Regions from separate parts of the Homo sapiens genome. Here region 1 is linked to region 2. Evidence: chromatin contacts called from ENCODE Hi-C or POLR2A ChIA-PET data. All regions are on one chromosome and are shown on one strand. The core of a region is the stretch at or near the end of the contact, and the rest is flanking DNA. Distances in the headings are between cores, read along the strand shown.

Region 1 (2,843 bases), core at 110-2,609, 68 kb after region 2:
GCCTGCTGACAGAAAGAGGAGTGACAGCTGACAAGGAGGGAAGGCCCAATGGAGACTTCAGGCTCACCACGTATGGAGCAGTCTGGGGACCGAAACAAAGAAATGAAAACAAACAGAGCACCCTACCACCTCAAGAATCCCTAAGGGAGTTATAATATGCACAAATGCTCATGATTATTAACTAGGAACCAGTTATTCTATGCCTGCTATGAGCCAGGATTCATTCCAGGAAATTAAAGAGAATAGAAAGAAGTATAAAATACAGTGCCTAGGTCTGCAAGTATTTATTACCTGTGACACTACTATGTTGGCCAAGGAGAAGTTCTGTATATTATGCTCTTTTTATAAAAGCAGAAGCATGTATAGAAACTATTAGGATATTTTTCTTCAAAATGTTTAAAATTCTTTAGCTGCTTACAAGAGAAATTTATTTAGTACTACTTTCTCAAAGATCCCATTTCCTGACAATGCTAATAATGGAGGCATTTCAAGATAATGACCTCATAAAATTCACACAACTGTCTGTCTGTGCAGACTTAGATAGCACAGTCATGACCTCACTTAGGTCAGGGACAGATCTTAGCTTGATAGGGCAATGGTCAGAAATGCAGTTTGGTTTAAACAGTTTTTTCCTCTTCTCTGTTGACTCATTTAATGAAAGAAAGTGTCTCATTCAACCTGCATATTTTTTTCAAAGATTCCACAATGATGGGGCCATGTCTCCTATGAGTTATTATACAAAATGGACACTGAGTCCTGAGGTACATTAGGAAGCCCCAAACTTATCCTTGTATTTAATTCATTTGAACATTTTGGATATTTTATTTTATCAAGCCAGTCATTTCGAGTTGAGAAGTCCGAAGATCTTACTCATTTTAGAAAGACTAGGTTAGGGCATTTTCTCTGGGGAAAGACCTCTTCTGTAAGGGAACTTCAAGAAAGGGAGCAGATGGGCTCTGTGTCTACTGAGAGACAGGAGGATAATCAGGCAGTGACATAGCCCATGGTACTGGAGAGAAAGACAAATCGCTATCCACATAATGGAAGGCATGGGGTAGGGTGAGCCAAATGGAAGGCTTATAAAGGCAGCAAGCAATGAGGACTAGCCATTTATTTAAAATGGAAAAGGGACAAGGTATCTTTATCCCACTTTATCCCACTGTCCAACAAAATTATTTTAAAAAAAAGAGAGAGAGAGAGAGAAGATGAAGAAATTAAGAGTGGGAAAATACTACTACAACCGTTTGGCCTTTCTGGCCTCTTAAAATCTGAGGCAGGTCAGGGAAAACATGGCAAGAACACTAAACTTAAAGAGTCAGGAAATGGATGCTCAAGTGTTGTTGCTGCCTCTGACTCAGCCTTACTGTGTGACCTTGAGGACAATATTTCCCCAAACTCCACCCCAGAGCACTTACCGCTTCCCTGTAGATAAATATAAGGAAGTTAGAACAAGTCTCTACAGTTCTTTCCATTCCTGACATTCTAGGCTTTTATAATGAGCTAAAACAAGAAGCTTGTTTTTTAATGTGTGACACACCATGAAATGTATACAGAGAAGTGACCTATAAATTCTGATTAAGTGTGAATTAGATGCAAATACAAAATGCAAGATTAGAGTGAAAAGCATTACCCCTCTGTAGGTCAGGAAGTATAATGTGGTTTCTTTGCACTATGAATAATGAATATTGTACATGCCGAAATGAGCACTGGAAAACATAGAAGGAACTAGATGCTCTTCTAGAATGGGCTTTCTTCCCTTTGGGATAGACTTTTTTTTTTTTTCCTATTTTTGCACCCATGCTTAGAGAGGACACAAACATCTCTGAGATTCTACTTGAGACAATGCGACAAGCACTTAAAGGAACACCAAATCATTTGAGTGCACAGGCAATGACACCATCTGTAGACTTATCTGATCCAGAGAACCTGAGGTGGAGCCTATAGCCTCTGGTCAGTTGGAAGCGGTGGGGAAATCTCAAGAACACTTGTCCTGAGAGAAAGAAAACTTTATCTGCTTGTTACACATGAGCCTGAGCTGAGGAAATAGACCTGGATCCAGGGAATTCGTGTTTACTGGGTGCCACAACTTGTGTTAGCACTTGACATGATTTCTTCTATTTAAATATTAGACTAAAAACACTCTATCAGACTAGGGTTTTAAAATACTATTTCATTTTTTTGGTACCTATTTATAAAATGGGGAAACTGAGTCTTGGGGGATATTAAGGTCTTATAGACTGTAAATGGTATAATCCAAGGTTGAAAGGTTTCCTGACTCTAATGCTGGTTCTCTTTCACAATACCTCATTGCCTTCTGGAAGTTGTAGTTCCTACCCTAGTTCTGCCTTTATTTGGCTGTGGTAATCAAAACAAATCACTTAAGTTCTTGAATCTCATTTTGTTCTTCTGTTAAATATCACAAAACCAACCAACCAACCAAAACAGTGAGAATATAGCTTTGTTATGCTTCCATGATTTGTGGATGGTCTTCACAGGCAACAATTAATTCATGAGGAATGATGCCCACTGCTGTCATGCAACATAGTGGCCCTGGATTTTAAGGAATCCATGTATTAATACATGCAACCTGAAATCACATATGTAAATTGTATTATATACTTGCATATCTATATTGTTTTAGAGAAGAGGCTAAAGCTTTCTTGAGAGGCTTTCTGTGGCATCTATATCCCCAAATTCCTAAAAATCATTAGGTTCTTGGCAGCTCATTAAGTGATTAGTAGGTCTCCTTATGATGTGTTATAACTCAAAACATCAGTAACCATCTGAAAGAAATTAAGGTTTAGGACAGGCATGGTGGTACACACCTGTAATCCCAGCATTTG
Region 2 (2,960 bases), core at 85-2,584:
AAGATGAAAAAAAAAATTAAGGCAGGGTAGGAGCAGAAGCACTCAGATAAGGAAAAAATGGCACAACTGGTTGGATGAATTGTTACTATTATTGCTTGAATGGCACAACTGGTTGGATGAATTGTTACTATTATTGTACCTATTCTAATAGGTACAATTGTTAAGGTAAAGGAAAAAACCATATTTGCAACTAGAACCAAATCAACTACTGCTAGAAAATTTAAAATCTTCCTTCAATATCAAGGTAGAAAAAGCTTAGCATCTTCATTTTGCTACTAACATTCTGACCTTGGACAAATAACTTTACCTGTTCCTCAGCTAAAATGAGGATGTAAATCCTAACCTGTCTATCTTAATAGGATGTTGTAAGAATTAACTGAAATAATGTACAGTCTGCCTCACAATCATCTGGACGGCTTGAGAAAGCACAGATTGCCAGATCCCACCCCCAGAGGTTCTAATTCAGTAGGTCTGGGGTTGGACCCAAGAATTTATATTCTTTTTTATTATGATGATGATTATTATACTTTAAGTTTTAGGGTACATGTGCACAATGTGCAGGTTAGTTACATATGTATACAATGAATTTATATTCTTAACAAGCTCTCAAGTGATGCTGATATAGCTGGTCTGGGGATTACAGTAAGAAAACCACTGCTTTAGGTCAATGCAGTTTTTTTTAAAAGCTATTATTCATAACTGGCTCAAGAGTCATGTAAGTGTTGATTATGTTTTATTATGTGTCTAGACCCTTAATAGACTACTCAGGATATGCACAAATAGAAGATGTAATATTTTCTGTAGCATTCCCTACACCAAATCGGCCTTGCTCGGTCATGCATAGTTAATGTATGTGTTGATTTTATTTGTCTTCGTGTGGCTTCTAGTCTCACTAGAAAGACATACATTTATTTGAATGTTGTAGAATGATATTATTCATTGGAATAAAATCGGATCTTTTTACAGTTTTTTTTGTTTGTTTGTTTCTTAATGAGCAGGCCTATGATTCCTAAAGGACTTTTTATTTTATTTCATTTGAACCTTTGATAGAAACTGCATCTTTCATGTGACCACTCTCCATTTTTCTGCTCATATGACCACATTTCCCAGTAGTCTTTAAAGGCTCCAGTTTGGATGGGATTTCGATTAATGGAAGAGAACAGATAGCTCTGTAAATAGAGCCAGATGTCTCTTGCAATATCTGAAATGAACTGTCTCAACCATCAGAACTGTAAATCACCTTCAGAAGGCTCCTTCTCCCAGGAGTAGTCTTTGCATTATTCATAGCCCTTTTGCTGTAGTACATTCTTGTCTCATGAAGATTACAGCCAATCACTATGCTTTCATAGCCCATCCTCCTCCCTGAACCCCTGCTTTCATGCTGTGTCATAGCCTTGGCACTCTGTTCTTTGAACTTCTTTGAGGAGTAGTGTTTTCCAGGACCTAGCTTCAGTTATGCCAAGAGTGTTTCCTTTCTGTGATCATGATACATTGTAAAGTATGTGGTTCCTTTTTCAAAGGGAAAATACTATAGTCACCCTAATTCCTTCAAGAAAGAAGGCAGAGAAAGCCCCCCCTCATCCTCTCCGAAGCAGTCACATGCTCTATTCAGAATGAATCATCACTTTGGAATTGTCTGCCAGTGTTTTGTGGGGTGAGGCTCAGACTCTTTCTATGGGTAGATCTGTAGGCCTGTTTTCTCTGCACCAGAGGTCCCAAACTGGTGTTCTATGGATTGCATCCAGTGATTTTATGTGTAGCATAACTTTTTAAGAGGAAGAGAGAAGAAAATTGACTTTGCGATCAACATTACAAAAAAACATCATGAGACTTTGAATAGAAATTTGGATTTTCAGCAAAAAAAAAGAAAAAAAAAAAGAAGAAGGTTTGGCAGTACTGGACTCCCATCTTTAAGGGTAACAGCCGAATGCTGGCCACGTCCTGTAAGAACCCACACTCTCCAGTTTGCTGCTGTCCATACCAGCTTGTGTGACTCCTTTACATTACCTGCTTGACTCCTAAAGGTATTTCAATTAGTGGCCTGTTTTTGCTCTTTTTGGCAAGTTCACAGACTTACAGAGTTTGAAAGCTAAAGGAGTCCCTGAGAACAAGGATTTTCTAATGTTACTTCACATCAAAATCACCTATACCCTATAACCAGGCTGCATCCAGTACCAATTAAATAAGAATCTCTGGGGAGGACCAAGCTGTCAGGATTTTTTTTTTTAATTCCCCAGATGATTCCAGTATACAGATCAGTTCATCTAAGAACCAGTACCTTGGAAGAATACTACTCAGAATTTATTGTGCATACAAATCACCTGGAGATTTGTTAAAATGCAGATTCTGTGGGGGCAGGGTCTAAGGTTTAGCATTTCTTACAAGCCAATGCTTCTGGTCCCCCAATCATATTTTGCATAGCAAAGCCTAAGAGATCTTCTGGTCTGTCCTTTTTCATAAGTTCAAAGAGATGTCAAAATGAAGCTTTCCTTGTTAAGTATCTAAGCTTAGGATGAATTATTTATTTATTTCTCCAGCTTTTCTTTTCCAAACAACCTTTTTCTGTAGAAACAGGGTCTTGCTATGTTGCCCTGGCTGGTTTCAAACTCTTGGCCTCAAGCAATACTCCCACCTTAGCCTCCCAAAGTGCCAGGATTACAGGCATGAGTCACTGCATCTAGCCAGAGTTTGCTTTTAAAAGCATAAATGACAGTGGTGTCAAGGATATTCCTGTGGAAAGTAGTTTTTCCTCTTATTTACTTACATTCCAACATTCCTTCTTAACTAAAAGAGAAAGAAGTGGGTCTTCAGCCAAAAGAACATTATTTCACCCTGGTGATGCTCATGGGATTCCCATTTTATGATGGTAGATGTGTTACTGGTGGTGAATCCATACAGGTCTGCAGCAACCTCAATTCTTGCCTCCTCAAAAGAAAGAATTCGAATGAGAGGCATAAGAC

The links. A loop is a pair of places that touch in the nucleus more often than their neighbours do. ChIA-PET counts read pairs that join two places held with the same protein, here RNA polymerase II (POLR2A). Pooled maps may share reads with other maps.
Region 1: a loop to region 2 is called in a map of endothelial cell of umbilical vein, with 5 times the contacts of the local background. The contact joins two enhancer-like sites. A Hi-C loop is called at or near these places in 5 of 168 maps with a recorded cell type or tissue (MCF 10A, PC-9, endothelial cell of hepatic sinusoid and 2 more) and 4 of 50 pooled maps. POLR2A ChIA-PET finds 5 or more read pairs at or near these places in 3 of 52 experiments (AG04450, IMR-90 and OCI-LY7).

What each region holds. Positions count from the first base shown.
Region 1 is chr5:153,618,517-153,621,359 of GRCh38, forward strand. All of the region lies in intron 2 of GRIA1 (glutamate ionotropic receptor AMPA type subunit 1), which reads left to right. Among named protein-coding and RNA genes, the nearest start is that of GRIA1, 130 kb to the left of the region's middle. Within about 2 kb of position 1,360, at least 2 of the 41 ENCODE cell types and tissues checked have a DNase peak (open chromatin) inside an H3K27ac peak, as active enhancers do; they include IMR-90 and endothelial cell of umbilical vein, where a contact is called at or near this core.
Region 2 is chr5:153,550,382-153,553,341 of GRCh38, forward strand. The region is part of intron 2 of GRIA1 (glutamate ionotropic receptor AMPA type subunit 1); the gene reads left to right. Among named protein-coding and RNA genes, the nearest start is that of GRIA1, 61 kb to the left of the region's middle. Within about 2 kb of position 1,335, at least 7 of the 41 ENCODE cell types and tissues checked have a DNase peak (open chromatin) inside an H3K27ac peak, as active enhancers do; they include IMR-90 and endothelial cell of umbilical vein, where a contact is called at or near this core.